Regions from separate parts of the Mus musculus genome. Here region 2 is linked to region 1. The links are chromatin loops, found by intact Hi-C in ENCODE. Cell type or tissue: left cerebral cortex. All regions are shown on one strand.

Region 1 (8,000 bases):
GGGTGTGACTGAAGGGGAGTCATCAATAACTTAGGTGACACACAATGCCTAAATGATGGATTTATAAAATCAACAAATAACAAAAATAACAAAAATCTTCTTTTTAATCTGGAATTAATTCAAATCTGATGTCATTGTATGCTTTTCTCATGTGAAACAGGAAATCAGGGAAGCAAATAAAAGGATAGAAGAAGTTATGTGTGTTTTATAAACAATGGGAACTGCAGCTGTGGGGTTCCATTGTTAAGTACTTGCCATCCAACAATCAGGTCTCAACTCAATCCCAGTGCCTAAGAAGTTAGGTGTGCTGGTGTGTGCCTATCATCCTGGCATGGGGAGCAGGCAGGGATGGGGGAGAGGTCCTTCTTAGACTGTCTTCTCAATATCTCATCTTGGCCCTGTGTCAGAAGCTGAACCACAACAGGCCTCCAACAGGAGGACCCCTCCTTCGCTTAAGGTAACCTATGAACCATGAACCAGCAACCTATGTGGGATTAGCTTACTCTACATGGGCTCAAGAAATGTGTATTAAAAATGTATATCATAATTCTAGACCATATCACTATAGGCTGAGGATGCATGTTTCCCCTGAGATCTGTGTGTTAAAATCCAGCATACTTGATGTCACAACATTATGATGTAGGGCCTTTGGCAAGAAACTAGATTGTAAGGGTGAGACTTTCAGGAACGAGATTCAGGTCTCATGGGAAGAGATGAGAGAGTTTGCCTGTCCTCCTTCGACCACGTACAGACACTGTGAGAGTTGAATGGTATACAAACTGGAAGACGTCCCTCACCCGGCCAGGTCAAGCTGGAGAGCTCTTGTGATTTTATCCTCCAGAACCATGAGAGACAGATTTCGTTGCTGATAAGCTACACTGTCTGTGCAGATTTGTTATCTAAAGCCTAAAAATACTAAAATACAAAGTAAGAGAACAACGCTACTCTTGATGATGGGAAATTCCGTTTCTAGCTCACTCCAGGCCATATTCTTGCCCCGTCACTCCAGTCTCCTGACCACACTGCCTGCAACGGCCAAATGAAAAACCCCAGCTCCCCTAAGACCATCTCTCTGCACCTAGCCATCCTCTGCTTCACTCCTGCTACTCTTCCTTCCTCAACGCTGCATTATTGTCTTCTACCCTTCAGGCCCACTGCACAAGTTCTTCATATGCATGTACCTATGTGCTTGTATGCTTACACACACACACACACATACACACACACTCACACAAACACATGCACATTCACACATACACACACACACTCATACACACTCACTCACACACACACACACTCACACATATTCACATACACACACACACACTCACACACATACTCACACACTTATACACACACTCACTCACACACACATTCACACACACTCTCACCCACCCACACATTCACACACTCACATACACACATACTCACACACACTCTATCTCACACAAACACAAATATAGGCATATAACACACTGTGATTGAAATTATTTATTTCATAGGAATGGTTCCATTGAAAAATAATCACCCTTCTTACTCTTTCCCAATTTCTCTCCACAACCCCAAATTATTCTGCCAGTTCTCCATTGCTTATGAGCATCTTAAATAAGCAAGACCCACCCCCCAGGTACAGAACAAACAGAGACTTGTTCACCTACTCAAAGATAAGTAGGATGCTCAGTTCTTATTGGAAACAGTACAGAAAGGTTTTCATTATTATTATTATCATCATCTTTACTAAAATCTCTCTAGCAATATAGAAAATTAGCACTAAGCTAAAAGCCAAGATTTTCTTTTTCTGACTTCTCACTCTCTCCTTTCTTTTGATGATGAAATACTACTTTGCTAGCCATTTGAAATGCTCATTTTCTTTGGGTAGCTTGAAGACAGGAAAAAATGTGGGTCACTTGCCTGATCCCATGTATGTTTTTGATTGCGTAGCTTATTTCTCTTCTCAGTTCTTTCTCATTGAACTCCATCTGCAGATGCAAAGCAAGCTACGGTTATGACACTTAATTCTTTTCGATAATATTATTGAATGGTATAGAATGAGGATAACCTTACTGTTATTAATAAATGGATACTCATGTCCTTTGTAAACTAAACCCAGATGGTCAAAACATCTGTTTATATGGAGTTCAAGGCCACATGGAACACTGGGGATTTCTGGAAGTTCCAGAGGATCAGTGTGTGTGTGTGTGTGTGTGTGTGTGTGTGTGTGTGTGTGTGTTAACTCTGTTACATATGGGGAGTGCTGTGCATAAGGAATATCTCCTGGACATAAACCCAGCCACTCATTTGAAACACAGAATTATTTTTTGCTGAATGTACTAAAGTGGAGGCCACAGGAGAATGCATAAATGAGAGTATTTTCTGATGGGTGGCCACAACACAGCTGTCTTTTCTTTCTGACCATTTTAAGCACCTGACCATAAGACCTCTTTATAAGAGGAAATTAATAATACCTTATGAAGCCAACACAGGATGCATTGCTATATAAATATTTCCCAGACGTCCTAGGCACTACAAATCTACTTGGAAGTAGGATCAAAGTGCCATAGAACTTAGTCCCGAAAGGCACATCCAAAGAGCACCGGATTCAGTTTGACAGGGATGCAGCCGTTCCAGCCTCGCTCGCTGTCCATTTCCTCCTTTATGCTCTCTGCATCTCAGAGTAACAGCTTGCCCTAAGCTTCTATCGTATCCTGTGGCTTCAGGGTTCAGAGTCTTTGTCATCCCTTCCTTTGTGTGGTCAACATTTGTGCTCCCTTTCCCACCTCTTCCTGCTTATCTGACTATCCTTCCAAACTCAGCTCAGACGGCTGGCTCCCTCGCATCCTTGGGCTGGGATTCATGTCTGTGGGCAGTGTTTCCATGGCGCCCTATGCTAAAGTTTGTCACTTTGCTTAGCACATTTTAATAAAATGATCTATTTATCCACCTTCTTCCCACACCAATACATAAACATTCGCCTCCTCATATTGAAAAAGTGGCACAGTCCCTAAGCTACTCAGCTGCTGTACTGAGCAACCCCCCCACCCCCACCAAACGCAAACAGCTCTCGATCCTTCCTACCCACTGATACTTTCCATCAGTTTCCCCATCTGATGGGCACCATCATTCACTCAATGGCAAAAGACAAACCTTGGGGAGGGATTTTCAACCTCTGGTTTCTGTCTCTTGAATCAATCCCAGCCTGTCAACTTTACCCCTAAACTCCCACAGTCCTCCGTTTCCCTCCATTCTTTCTCCTTACATCATTTTGACTGAGAATGTACATTTCAGAGCTTCCTCCTTGCACAAGATCCCTTCCAAGACCATGTGCCCAACCATGTGTTTGTAATTTTGCTTTCTTTGTCTCTAAGGGACTCCTGCGATTGCAGAAGCTTCAGGCAGAAAATGTGGTCCATCCATCTCTGGTTGGGCCCCTCCCCTTCTTTACCACATCTACTGCTTGCCCCTTGGTGATCCAGCAGGCACAGTTCTCTTTGGAGATGATCAGCCCAACTAGATAACAAACCCCTGTGTAAAGTCCTCCTGTTGCTTTCCATTGTAAATGGTGAACAACTGCAGCCAGGAAAGTCCTGGATGCACAGCTTCATCCCTAAGCGAGCCTCTTCCCAGGACTTTTCATAACACTGATGTCTTTGTGCCAGGCTGGTCATGGATAATAATGCCCTTCGTCACCCAGAGGGAGCCTATCTAAATATCCCATGGAAAGAAATCTGTATCATGTCACCATAATAACACTTGAATTTTTCTTATGTTATCTACTTTTTTCATTGTCCTTACTAGATAAATTCAACCCCTTTCTTTCTTGGTCACTGAGACTTTGGTCCATAGGGGAGTCTCAGAAATATTTTAAATTAGACAATGGATAGATATCATGGAAAACTGAAGTATTGTTTCTTGAAGTATTCTCTATGAACTCACTGAAATCAGAAAGAATATTTCAAGGACAAAGGATTCGATTCCAAGGACTCTGTTGGTCCTGTGATAGATCACAGTACAGCGAGAGAGCTGCAAGGGAGATCAGGGAATGCGGTGGGACAAAGGGAGAAAAGAACATTAGTTACAAACCTTCACTATCTCAAAAGGAAAGCGTTCGTGGAAAATGCGGTTGATCTTAGCACCGCCAGAGAGCTCTAAGGTGTCTACTTGATCTCCTGACCCTTCGATTCTCTTCTCAAAGTCCACAGCAAACTGTTGGACCATCCTAGAATTGAGAGAGAGAGATAAACCCGGGTTAAAATTAGTTAACATCACAGGGCTCTCCTGTCCCTGATTTTACTAAGGGTGTAGCTTAGACTCCTTTCCTGGTGTTCTTAGTGACACCTACTGGTTGAGTTGGCACTGCACATCATTCAGCTGTGACAAGGAACAGGAGATTTATTTTACACATTTTAACTAGAGTAAATATTTTAAATATCGTTCTCTTTAAATGGGTGGTATCCATTTGTGGTTATAACCTGAAATGGTATTTAAGGAACACTTGGATTTTAAAAGTTATGTAATAAATCTTAAGTAGAATAGTCAAGTGAGCCTCCACTCTGGTGATGTCACGCCTGCCCACTCCCAGCTACTGCCACTGAAAAACCCACACACAAGCACAGCTGCACACCTACACACACATCTACTCACCCAACCATCCCCCCCCCACACACACACAGGGCAGACGCCTTTTCTCCCTCAGTCTGTCCTCCTCATCCTACAACTGTGTGCTCTGAGGGTGGCCAGAGCTTTGAAAGTCATCAAGACACAGTCTCCCCCACCTTCAGATGCCACAATTCATAGGAGATCCTGGCCTGCATATTCAATCACGTGCAGGACATATATTTTCTTTTAGCTGTCTCAGATCAAAACACCTAAAACGTGAACTGCTTAAACTGCTTTCCTTCTGGGTCTGGAGTCTGTTGATTCCCCTATCTTGGCACAGCCATTGGCAACCCCTTCTTGGATTACCAAGGTACCTGTAGGTTTCCATCCTGATCCTAGGATTCTGCCCAGGTCAGACCCTACACCGTCACAGCCACACAAACCTGGCTGGTTTGCTTTTCGGTGCTTTCCCGCAGTTTGAGTTAACCCATTATGTAGGATTCTTTGTGCTGTGACCTTGGCTGTTCTTGAGGCTGATCTCTTGCTCAGCAACATGCACCATCTGATCCAAACACAAAGAATCTACTGCCCAGTCCCCACACGTACCATGTCTCTGTATTTGTGTACGTGCTTTGAGGATTTACAGCACCATTGACTCCACTCCTTGCCTGGCTAATCTCCTTCTGTTCTCAAGAACCAGCTCCAGTACTAATTCTTCTGAGAAACCCATGATGCTCGGTGGTCCTCAGCCCCCACCAGCATCTACCACTGCCCAGATGAAGGGATCTTCTGCTCCTTCAGCCTCTTTCTAACAAAATATTTATCAGACCACATCACCACTGCTTGCTTCGATGCCAGCAGCTTCCTGGAAGGCAAGGGCATGCACCATATGGGCAACATATAAGAAATGCTTAATAAATATTTGTCCTGTGAATCAATTAACTATCTGAAACCATCTGGTGAAAATAAAAGAGAATAAAAAATGTATTCCTGTTTGTGATGATTACTTGGTTTAAGCAATTCTAATTCTGACATCCTAGAAATACTACTTTCAAATTCAAAATCGAAGCGAAAAATATTTTCAGATCTTCTGAAACCTGTATATTTTTACTGCCAAAATTTGATTGGATACAGTGGGTTACAGTAATTACAAATTATTTAGCCATGCTCGTGTCTGCTGTTTTTAATGGTTTTTGTCAAGTACCTGAAAAGTGGTGGTATATGCATTAAAACACTAGAAATTTTTACAAACTTCATCTCTGTCAATTCTTTCCCATCCACCTCCCACTTAGTGGTATTGGAATAAGCCTTCCCTGAGTCCACTCTATTCTCTTCCCATCCTCCTTAAACCTAACACACACCCCTTGTACTTCAGGGTCTTGAGCATTACCTCCATCTGGGAATTGATACCTCTCTTCATATGCACCTGACTCCTCCTCTGGGCTCCAACATTCTCTACTTATGATAAACAGCATTTATCAGCGTCTAACACAATTCATCATTTATATGCTTGTCTTGATGATCTTATCCTTAAGTGCAAAGTGTCACTTTCATTGTTGGCTTCATGGTGAGTAATGCATAGCCAGAGTCTGAGTACGGTGCATGAAAGGATGGCAGGAAAGGGGAATGAGGAAATGTATCAGGAAAGACAGGAGCCCACGCAAAAAGAAGATGAACCAACAGGCTAGTCAATGATCTGATTGAATATTCTACAGTCAAGACCCATGACATGACAGAGGCAAGGACCATCCTAGCATCCTAGTTTCAGATAGTTAGAGATACTGATGTATGACCTCAATATAAATACATTTCTTTTCTATATAACTTGAAGAATTTTTATGAGTTTAACCAAAGGCTAGGAGAAACAAACAAACTTGGAAATCATTCTACTCTTTAAAAAAAAATCATCTTTGCCATGGTATTATTTTAAGTGAAAGACAACATGATACAACTAAGATGCCACTGAAACTTTCTGAATATTTGGAAATCTCTTTTAAAAAAAAACTGAAAAACCACCAGTTCAGTACTGTTGTGACTTCTGACCAAAGCAAGAACCATGAACGTACTTCGATGCATCCTTGCACATTTGAAGGAAGATTATATTCCCCACTCTTTCCAAAGAGCAGTAACAGTAGGGTACTGCTAGGTCTACGCCCATCTGAATAGACAATGAACTTCACGTTGTAGGAGGACACTACAGAAGTCATCAGGTTGACTAAGTAGCCCAGGTTTACAAAAAGAAAGATGTCACATTGCACTGAATGGGTACAGCAGAAAAGTGCTAATGGCATCACTGTCCACGCAGGTGCTCATCCCAGGAGGTTGTTATCACCAGGCGAAAGCTGGACTACAGTGGGAAAAAGTTCCTAGAACAGGAATCCAAATCTCGCCAAGTAGGGAAGAAATAAGACAAATATAAGGAAGAAACTACTGGCAAGAGTAGTGGATCAGAGGGCCTTGTGCACACAGATAAGGACTGGAAAAGCCAGGAAAGTTAAACATGAAGGCTTGTCTCTTCAAAGGAAGGAGATGCTTGCCATTCCACACAGAATTCTGGGAAGGGATTTAGTTTATGGCCTGGTGATCTTTTGCTATCTGTAGGGCCAGGCTTCACCCAAATATTATGTCTGTTCATCCCAGACTTCCCACCACCCCTAAATCTTGAGCATTTCTTCTCAGTTCATAAAAGCTATCCTTATGAGAGATGTCACTTATAGTTCCCAACAACTCTATAGCCTGCATAACTTCTGTTATCTTAGGGCCAGGCTAATCCTGACTCCCACTGGCATTCTGTTTACCTCAGTCATTCTCCCCAGACCCTCATCCTTATCTTGAGCAGTGTTCCTGACTCAACAGAAATTGTCTTTATGGAAAAGGCCATATATATATATTTATATGTGTGTGTGTGTGTGTGTGTATATATATGTGTGTGTATGTATATATATGTGTGTGTGTGTATAGTCATATATATATATATATACATATATATATGAATATGAAAAGAGTTTCCATACAAACATGTCTTAAGCATGTGGGACTCAGCTCATTGTCATGAGGAAATTTTTTTCCAAATTTGTGCTGTGCTTAAATATGACTAAAATAAACCAGTGTCACACTCCAGAAATTTGGCCCAATACCACTAAATAAATCAGAGTGGACCGAGTTGAATTCTTGTCTCCCTCACTGCCAGCCATGAAGCTTGCAGGCACACACACAGTGAAGACACAGGAAGAAAAGAATCTTACTTACCACAAAGTGGTTGAATGAAAAAATAAAGGAATTAAATTTTGCTTGGGGGTATAAGAAATAAAGTGCCACAAGGTCAACCAGGGAAATGGTTTAGTTGCTTAAAATGTTTCCACACAAGTAAGAGGAGCTGAGTTCAGACCCCTAGTACCTACATA
Region 2 (8,000 bases), 340 kb before region 1:
ATCTCTATGTAAAAATTTCAAAATCTGAGGGAAAAAATTAAAAATGTTTTTGGTATTGGATAAGGGACATTGGAGGTGTCATAACAGTTGGAATGTAGGTTAAATTTGAAGAGGGCAAAGGCACAAAATGAATGAGGTACTTTCTCCAGTGGCTGCTTCCATCTGTGCAAGTGGTACTTGCCCTCTGCTTGTTGTAAGTAGTCTCAAATTAGAACTAACAAGCGGGTAGTAGTATAGCATATTACTATACTGTGAAGTAATCCTTTTTATTTTTCTGGTTTCTCATAAAAATCTTGACGAGGAATTTCAACTAATGCCATTTTTTTATGTTTACTGTTATTGATGAAGATTGTTTCATGATTAAAAAAAAAGTGGGTTATTGTCCCCCAAGATCACTTACCCTGCTTTCTCAAACCCACGGGCACTTGGTTTGGGGGGGAAAAGACAAAGAACTGCCCCATGGAGCCCAAAGCATCCAGGCATTGCCTGTGATGGATTGTACACATTGTGTCTCCAAATTGGCACGAATTATTCATCGTTCACATCAACGGATGGCAGTTGGATGTAAAAAGGTATTGTAAAAAAAAAAAAAAAGAAAAGAAAAGCTGTGGGGTTTGTTTTTATTTTTTCACGGTTTAATACATTGCCTTATCTGAATGGGTTTCCAGTTGTCGACTTTAGGAAACTCATTGCCAGTGAGCAGAATTTTCCAAAAGGTTGAGCCACTCGTAAGAGTTGTGGGGCAAATGACTATGACTGCTGTCATCTCCAGCTCTTTTCTATCACTTTTGTCTGGAGTCACCCAGTACTCAATCGTATTTGTGGTTCTAGAAGGTCAGTGTGGAAGTGGTGGGGGATGGGGAGTTGTAAGATGCTCTTGAGTTTGAGGGGGAAGATACAGCAGTGTGTTTGGATACTAAGGGGGCTGAAGGAGAGAAAGTACCACAAGCAGGATCCAGAGTGGATCCATTGTTCGGTCCACAGGGACCTAAAGCATCCTGGTGATGAACAGAAGCTTGGGGTAAGGGGATTATAGGTCTCAGAGAGCTGAGTGCTTTGTAGTACAGGATCCTGCCCTTAATGGCAATCTCAGGGACTTTAAAGAGATAAGCTAAGCCACTGTATGTTAGTATTACAGAGCCTTATATACAAGTGAAGTCTAAAGACTGGCAGCAGTTTTGAGGCTGAGCATGGAGAGTGCCTGTGGCAATTCTGGAGAAAAGTGAGGGTCTGGATGGAGAGTCTGGCAGTAGGCAGGGGAACAAACGGGTTTGATAGTGATTTCCAGGGAATTTGCTAACCCCATGTAGAGCAGCGGTTCTCAACCTGTAGGCCATGACCCCTTCGGTGCCGAATGACCTTTTCACAGGGGTCACACATCAGGAATGCTGCATATCAGATATTTACATTCCCATTCACAAACAGTAGCAAAGGTTACAGTTATGAAGTAGCGGCACACAAATTTATGGTTGGGGGCTCACCACAAACAGAGGAGGAAGTGTATTAAAGAGTGGCAGCGTCAGGAGGGCCGAGGACCACTGATGTAGAGAAAAGAAGAGGAAGTAGGAAAACAGGAAAGCTGCAGTTATTCTAGCATGAGTGGACTTGTGTGTTTATTAACTCCACATGAATTAACTAATGCGTGCAGGGAGTGGAACAGATAATCCTAATGGGGTAGGTTTACATTTGTGCAGAGGGTGAGCCCCACACACTGCTCAGAGCCTGCTGCCTCGAAAGTCTAAGCAGAAGAGAGCAGGGTGTTGTATTTGCTATTATTTTTTGTTTGGTTGTGGTTTTTTTTTTTCAGTTTAGTTGCCTCACAACTAGGCAATAGAGGAATTAAAAATAGGTGACAGAATGACAAATTGAATAACCCAAATGATAGAAATCAAAGGGACAGGAAGCAGCCTTCTAAAAATTGGAGTAGACACTGGAACTCAGTCCAGAAGGAACATTCAGGACATGTGACCATGGCCTATATATTACTAAAGGTCTACATTACTATAGAGTTCACTAGTAGGGGAATTAGCAAACCTTTCTCAAACTCTGAAAAAAAAAGTCAGAGGGTAAAAGCAACTGTCCACGTGTTCGTTAGATTATGTCTTACAGAAGACAAAATGCCGAAGCAGCACCAGGCTAAGTCTGGACCATATGAAAATATAATTTTCCTGGAATTTTTGCATTTTTTCCGGGGAAAAAAAATCTAATAGGCCAGCAATGTAAATGGATTCTAAAAATGTGTAGGGAGAATGAAACCAAAAGTCACATTTTATTTTTCAATACTGAGAAATTCTGAGCCCTTACCTAAGTTGCTACTTGGATGATAAGACTCGCCTATGCCTCATTGGCTTGTGACTGGTCAGAATTCACAAAGAGGAAAAGATTCATCTGACGTGCTCCAGCAGTTGCTGAGACCACTGTTTGTCACTTCAATTCAGTTCTCTAGCCAGTCTCAACTTTAGAGCACACAGAAATGGTGTGGGCAGTATATTAACAACTCAGATTTCTAAAGTAAATATTGTTTTCGGGAGGAAACACCAGGGGAAAAAAGTTCAATAGTATTGTTAATTATGTCTCAACCTGTCAAATATTTGTTTACATAAAAAGCCACTGCCCTTCTGCTATTTTGCTTCTCTCCTTGAGCTCTGCTTGTCATTTGTTCTACATTAAAGGGAAGGTTGGAGAGGGGTGGTGTGAGAGCAAAGATAGGAGGAAGAGGAGGAGGAGGGGAGGAGGAGGGAGAAGAGGAGGGAGGGAGGAGGGAGGGGAGGAGGAAGAAGAGGTAGGAGGGAGGAGAGGGGAGGAGGGAGGAGGGGGAGGAGGAAGAGAAGGGAGGGGAGGAGGAAGGGGAGGAGGAGGAAGAAGAGGGAGGAGGGAGGAGAGGAGGAAAAAGGGGAGGGAGGGGAGGAGAAGGAGGGAGGGAAGAGAGGAGGAGGAGGAAGAGGAGGAGGAGGAGGAGGAAGAGGAGGAGGAGGAGGAGGAAGCAGTTTTGTCTATTTGCCCAGATAGAGTTGGTAGCTGGTATAGTTTGGATCTTACCTGTCAGTCAAAGACTCACATGCCTGATCTTTTAGGGCAGTGCTAGAACCTTTGGGGAACTAAAGGTGTGGAAGGAAGTGGAGTCTCTGAGAGTCTGCCTTTGAAGGCCTGGGCCTGCTGCTCTTTGTTTCCCAGCGACTTGAAATGAGCAGTGTTGTTTCTCCATGGGCTCCCTGCCATGGCGCACTGCTTCACCCCAAAGAGCCAACCAGCCTCCGGCTGCACCCTCTGAAACCGAGTTCAGGGGAAGTTGTTCCTCCTTCAGCCTGATCATCATAGGGAATTTTTTTTTTTTTTTTCCTTCCAGCCATGAAAAACTAAGGTGTCAGCTTTGGCGTTTGGGTGGAGAGGATCAGGGAGGGGCAGGGCTGCAGGGATGACAAAAGACTGCTAATCCTGGGCTGTTACCCCAAGCAGAGAGCTAGACACAGGTGTGTCTGTAGCGGCATGAGGACTCCCTGCAGAAAGTGTGCTTGTGTCTGCTGCTTTGGATGAGTCCGTAAGTACTGTGGACTTCTCAGAAAGCTTTTGGGCAGCTCTGGGTTTCAAAGTCCACGCTGAGAGTGCGTGAGGACGCACATGAAGACATCATTTACACCTTCCAAGCCAAAGAAAGGCCCAAGGACAAGAAAAGTAAACAGGTCAGCAGAGGGCATCAGTCACACAGTTATGAGTATTTCAAATCCTTCAAGTAGGCTTGGGGCACAGTGCCCTCTTGTGGAAGTTACAGTTATTCCTTTTTGCAATAGTATTTGTGGGTTGAAATGCTTCCTGACTTGTGAATCAAGTACATCTGAGGTCTCCGTAAATGCAGGAAGCAAATAGTAAACGGGGGCTTGATTGAGAACAATATCCACATCTTAGAGGCACACGGTGTGTTGTGTGTTCCAGTCATGATGCTTGCATCAGCAGGAGTATACATTATTTTATTCTCATAGCAGCCCTGTCAGGGAGGTTGTTTCCAGCTTACAGTTTAGTAGACAGAGGAGCAGAATGGAGGCAGGCAATTTTCTGTGGCAGGGTTGACAGGTTCGGCCAACGCTCTGCCTTTCTGACAGCTGAGTTGCTTCAAGGGCTAAAGACTGACTGGGAAACACATTCCTTCTACCATAGGGAGGGCGTAGGCAAGCTGGGCGGGCAGGGAGTGGCACATTGGAACCCGCAGAAGAAGGTCTGCTGGGATATGTTTAGGCCGGGCCAGGGTTTTTGGCTTCTTTTTCGGTCCTCAAATCTCAGGTGTCATCAATGTTGGTTTCCTTTGGGAAACGGCAGCAGTTACCAATCAAATGAGAGCGCCTCTTTCCTCCCACGTGTATTTGTGTGTGAACCGAGGATTGCCGAAAGTTAAAGCCACGAAGCAGCGGTTTCCCAACTGCCTAGCATGTGCACAGCGCCCTTCCCAGGCCTGGCTCGGCTCTTTCTCCCCCAACTCCCAACCTCTCCCCCCCTCCCTCCCCATGGAGAGGTAAGAAAGGATGGGCCTTAGAAAAGCAGTGGGCACCTTGCTTCACGGAGCATCCAGGAGCAGCCTGGGGTTTTCTGCCCCGAGGTTTTCTTTGTCCATACTAGTCCTGATTTCCCCAGTGCTGAAAAAGACATAGTCTCTTGGGGCCACTTAAAAGCTGTTTCTGCTTTCCCAAGCTTGCTGGCTAACTGCTCGCCACCCTGGGATGGCCTGTGGCCTCGTGCTGGGCCCAAGTTACATTTGGACTGGTGAGTGAGAACTCTGTGGGCCTCCCACTCTTTTTAAAATTACCAAATAAACAGATCCTTGAGGCTTCAGGCAGCCTTTGTGTACATAGCTGAAAATACTCTTTTTATGTTTAAAAGAGAAAAAAAAAAAAAAAAAGGCAGACCGAAGAAACTGTCTCTTGGCTCGAACTTGCTCTCTCTTGCTTTCTACGGTGTTCAGGCAGGAGAAAATACTGAGCCCGAGAGCCTGAAAGATTAGCTTTCAGCAGTGTACAGCAGTTCAAAATGGTACTTTTAAAAAAACGTGCGGGGGCAGACCCTCCTCGGCGTCTTCTTGGTGTCTGTCTTTCACATTTCAAAGGCTCAATGATGACTTCCTTGCATTTGTTCATGGCTGACAGGCATGAGTTTCATTGAAGTTGCTATTGGAGTCTGAAAACTGCATCTGTTCTAAAGTACCCTGAAACCTGATTAAAAACAGTATGGAAGTGGCAGCGCGGGGTTTTACCCCAACAGTAGCCGGCCACCTGTTGATTGCCTTAGCTTTTGTTTGATCTTAAGGTATTGATGATATTGAAACATAACAGAGGCTTCCAGTGTTAGGCTTCAGCATCTGTGAGAACAGCAGGTGTATTGGATGGTGTGAAGGCAGCTGGTTGTGCCCTTCCGGTGCTGGGTGCATTTCATGGGGCAATGGTCTAAGTTCATGGTGGTTTCCCCACACAGAGACTCCAGTTAAAATACAGGGAGTGCAGAATTGGTTTGCTTTTCAGTCATCTGTGTGTGTGTGTGCTGCACGTGTATGAGGCCAAGGCTCAATGTTGGCTGTCTTTTTCTCTCTCACACATTTTTATTTTATTTTTGGTTTTGGTTTTCTGTAGACCAGGCTGGCCTGGAACTCAGAGATTCTCCTCCTCTGCTTCCTGAGCACTGGGATTAAAGGTATGTGCCACCACCACTTTTTGGCTCTCACCTTCTTTTAAAGCAGGGTTCTCACCGATCTAGAGATTACTCGTTGGCTGGCCTGGCTGGCCTGCAAGATCCAGAGGTATTGCTGTTGCTGGTTCCTTCGTGCTGGGATTCTGGCCTTTTTTTTTTTTACCTGGGTTGTGAGGACTGGAAGTATGGTGGTCATGTTTACACAGCATCTCTCCTAGCCTCTGTTTTTTAGCAATCTTAACTCCCTGTGTGGTTCATCTAAAAACTGGATTTATAGTTGGGCAAGCATCCATCCTTATTTCTATCATCCTTATTTGTTGAGTTATAAGATACATATTGGCAAGGACAATATTATTTTCAGGCCATGAAAAGAAGGAGTGAGCCTTGGGGTCTATAACACTCATTAAAATGTCCTAGTCTGTACACACATAGCAGTGTTTTCCTCCTAGTCTTTGTTATGGTTTGAACAAGAAGTGTCCCTGCAGGCTCATGTGGGGATCCCATGCCTGGATGTCAGCTGGAATCTGAAGAAGTAATTGGACCTTGAGCTAATCCTTGATAGGTTCATAATTGATGGCCTTATTAGAAGGCGATGAATAGTAGGAGGGAGGGAATCGTGGGACATGCCATGGAAAGACATATGCTGCTACCTGTTCCTTCTCTTTGCCTCCTGGCCTCCACATTGGAAGATGAAAGTTGGAATAAAGAATTAATGAGTTAGCTGAGGAAGTGTATCTTATGAAACACCTACATACTATTAACAGTATAGACACATTAACAAGCCTTAGCATAGTTTAATGCTATCCTGCCTCAACTCAGGCCCAGAGCAATGGGTTCACCCAAGCTTGGACTGAAATCCTTTTTGTGTTTGCATATATGTTTCCAGAGGTTGACATACATTTATTTAGTGGTGAAACTCCAGAAGAACTATTGCTATTAGAAGTTCTAATTTTTCCTACCTTTAGCTCTCTTTTTTCCATCTCTCAGGTGTTCTCAGTTTTTTGAGCTGGGAACTGGAGAACACAGATACCTCTTTGTGCTGTCAAGGGGAGACTGCTACAGTACCTCTTGGTTAGGCACCAAAGCAGGTGGGAGACCCCTCCATACTTTCAACACCAGGATGCCTGTCTCCAACAGGCACTTGAATGACTTAGAATCTTGCAGCATGCATTAGGAATGAGAACTTTGGGTTTTGATTGGCTGGAATGCATCCCATTGTTCCTTTGTCCGAAGTCACAATTGCTACCTTCTAGAACATTAGGTCAAGGTTGGAACAAATGGATTAATGCTGGTCAAGAGCTCAGCTAGCTGCATCAGCACTTGAATCATTAATACTTTTTCCCTAGGAAGATGACCAAACCTTTTCTCTTATCATAACAATATGTGATAACTGCTTATTTGGTTATTTTGCAAGCTGCTTCTTATTCTATTGCTTCTCTGGTGCTCCTGCTGACTAAGATACTATTATAAATCCCAGCAACATCTAATACATAATGAGATGACTATGCAAGGAATAGTGTGGTTTTTAAAAGAATCTCTGACTCCTCTTGACTATCCTGAGTTATAGTTGATCTTGAAGACTGTCCTTTTGTCCATCCTGAATTATAGTCGATCTTGAAGACTGTAATACCTTTCCTCCTCTGTCACACATGGAGGATGAAGGGAGCTGTGAGGACAGAAAGCTAGAGATGGTTGAGGGAGAGTATATTATGAAGGAAATGAAAACCATATGCAGTAACCACAGGCCAGTGTATCATCATAGCATTTGCTTTTATTCCAGCTTCTTCTCTTTCCACCACAGACTCCCTGCTTTTTTCTTCTGTCTATAAAATAAGAGAACACACTTCAGGAGACTCAGGCCATTTCATTTTGATACAGTTGGAATTTTACTTTCTTCTCGTTCACTAGGTCAATTCCAATTCCAATTCCAATGTCCAAATTACGTAGATATCAGGTAAAAGTAAGTGTGCATTTCAATTTTGGACAAAGTGAAAAAAATACCAAGGACTTGAAGAAAGTTAGAAGCAAAAGCTTGCTTGCACTGGCAACACTTGGCTTTGCAAAGGGTTATAAATTAACCGTGGACTATTTATTGTGCCTGCAGGTGTAAGGATTTATCTAGTAAAGGATACTGTAAAATTCATGGGACTGGAAAGATGGTTCAGTGTCCAACAGTATTTGCTGTAGGAACACGAGAACATGAGGTCCTATCTCAGCACCCATGTAAAGAGCCGAGTATGGTCACATGCTTGTGTGGAACTTCAGTGCCGTGTAGAGCAGAGAGAGGAGGAGCCTCCAGCCTTGTTGGCCACCAGCCTAGCTCCAAGTTC

What was found. Hi-C counts contacts between places; a loop is a spot of excess contacts. Peaks named below come from ENCODE experiments on the same cell type or tissue, not always from the same donor. Only the 100,000 strongest peaks of a DNase experiment are listed, where the experiment ranks them.
Region 2: it touches region 1 in a loop (10-fold over the local background); 10 of 42 quality-filtered maps call a loop at or near these places.

The regions. Positions count from the first base shown.
Region 1 is chr1:162,309,481-162,317,480 of GRCm38, forward strand. It overlaps Dnm3 (dynamin 3), which reads right to left. Exons shown (of 21, transcript NM_001038619.2): 8 at 4,081-4,216; 9 at 1,912-1,979. Among named protein-coding and RNA genes, the nearest start is that of Gm39688, 67 kb to the right of the region's middle. In left cerebral cortex, a CTCF peak has its summit at 4,354 (motif pointing left); DNase peaks (open chromatin) are centred at 2,868, 4,362, 4,549 and 5,152; H3K27ac peaks cover 238 bases.
Region 2 is chr1:161,972,857-161,980,856 of GRCm38, forward strand. 4930558K02Rik (RIKEN cDNA 4930558K02 gene) reads right to left here and starts at 6,780. Exons shown (of 7, transcript NM_001204904.1): 1 at 6,630-6,780. The coding sequence starts at 6,650. Pigc (phosphatidylinositol glycan anchor biosynthesis, class C) reads left to right here. Exons shown (of 2, transcript NM_001039045.1): 2 at 1-579. In left cerebral cortex, a CTCF peak has its summit at 3,753 (motif pointing left); DNase peaks (open chromatin) are centred at 3,235 and 3,728.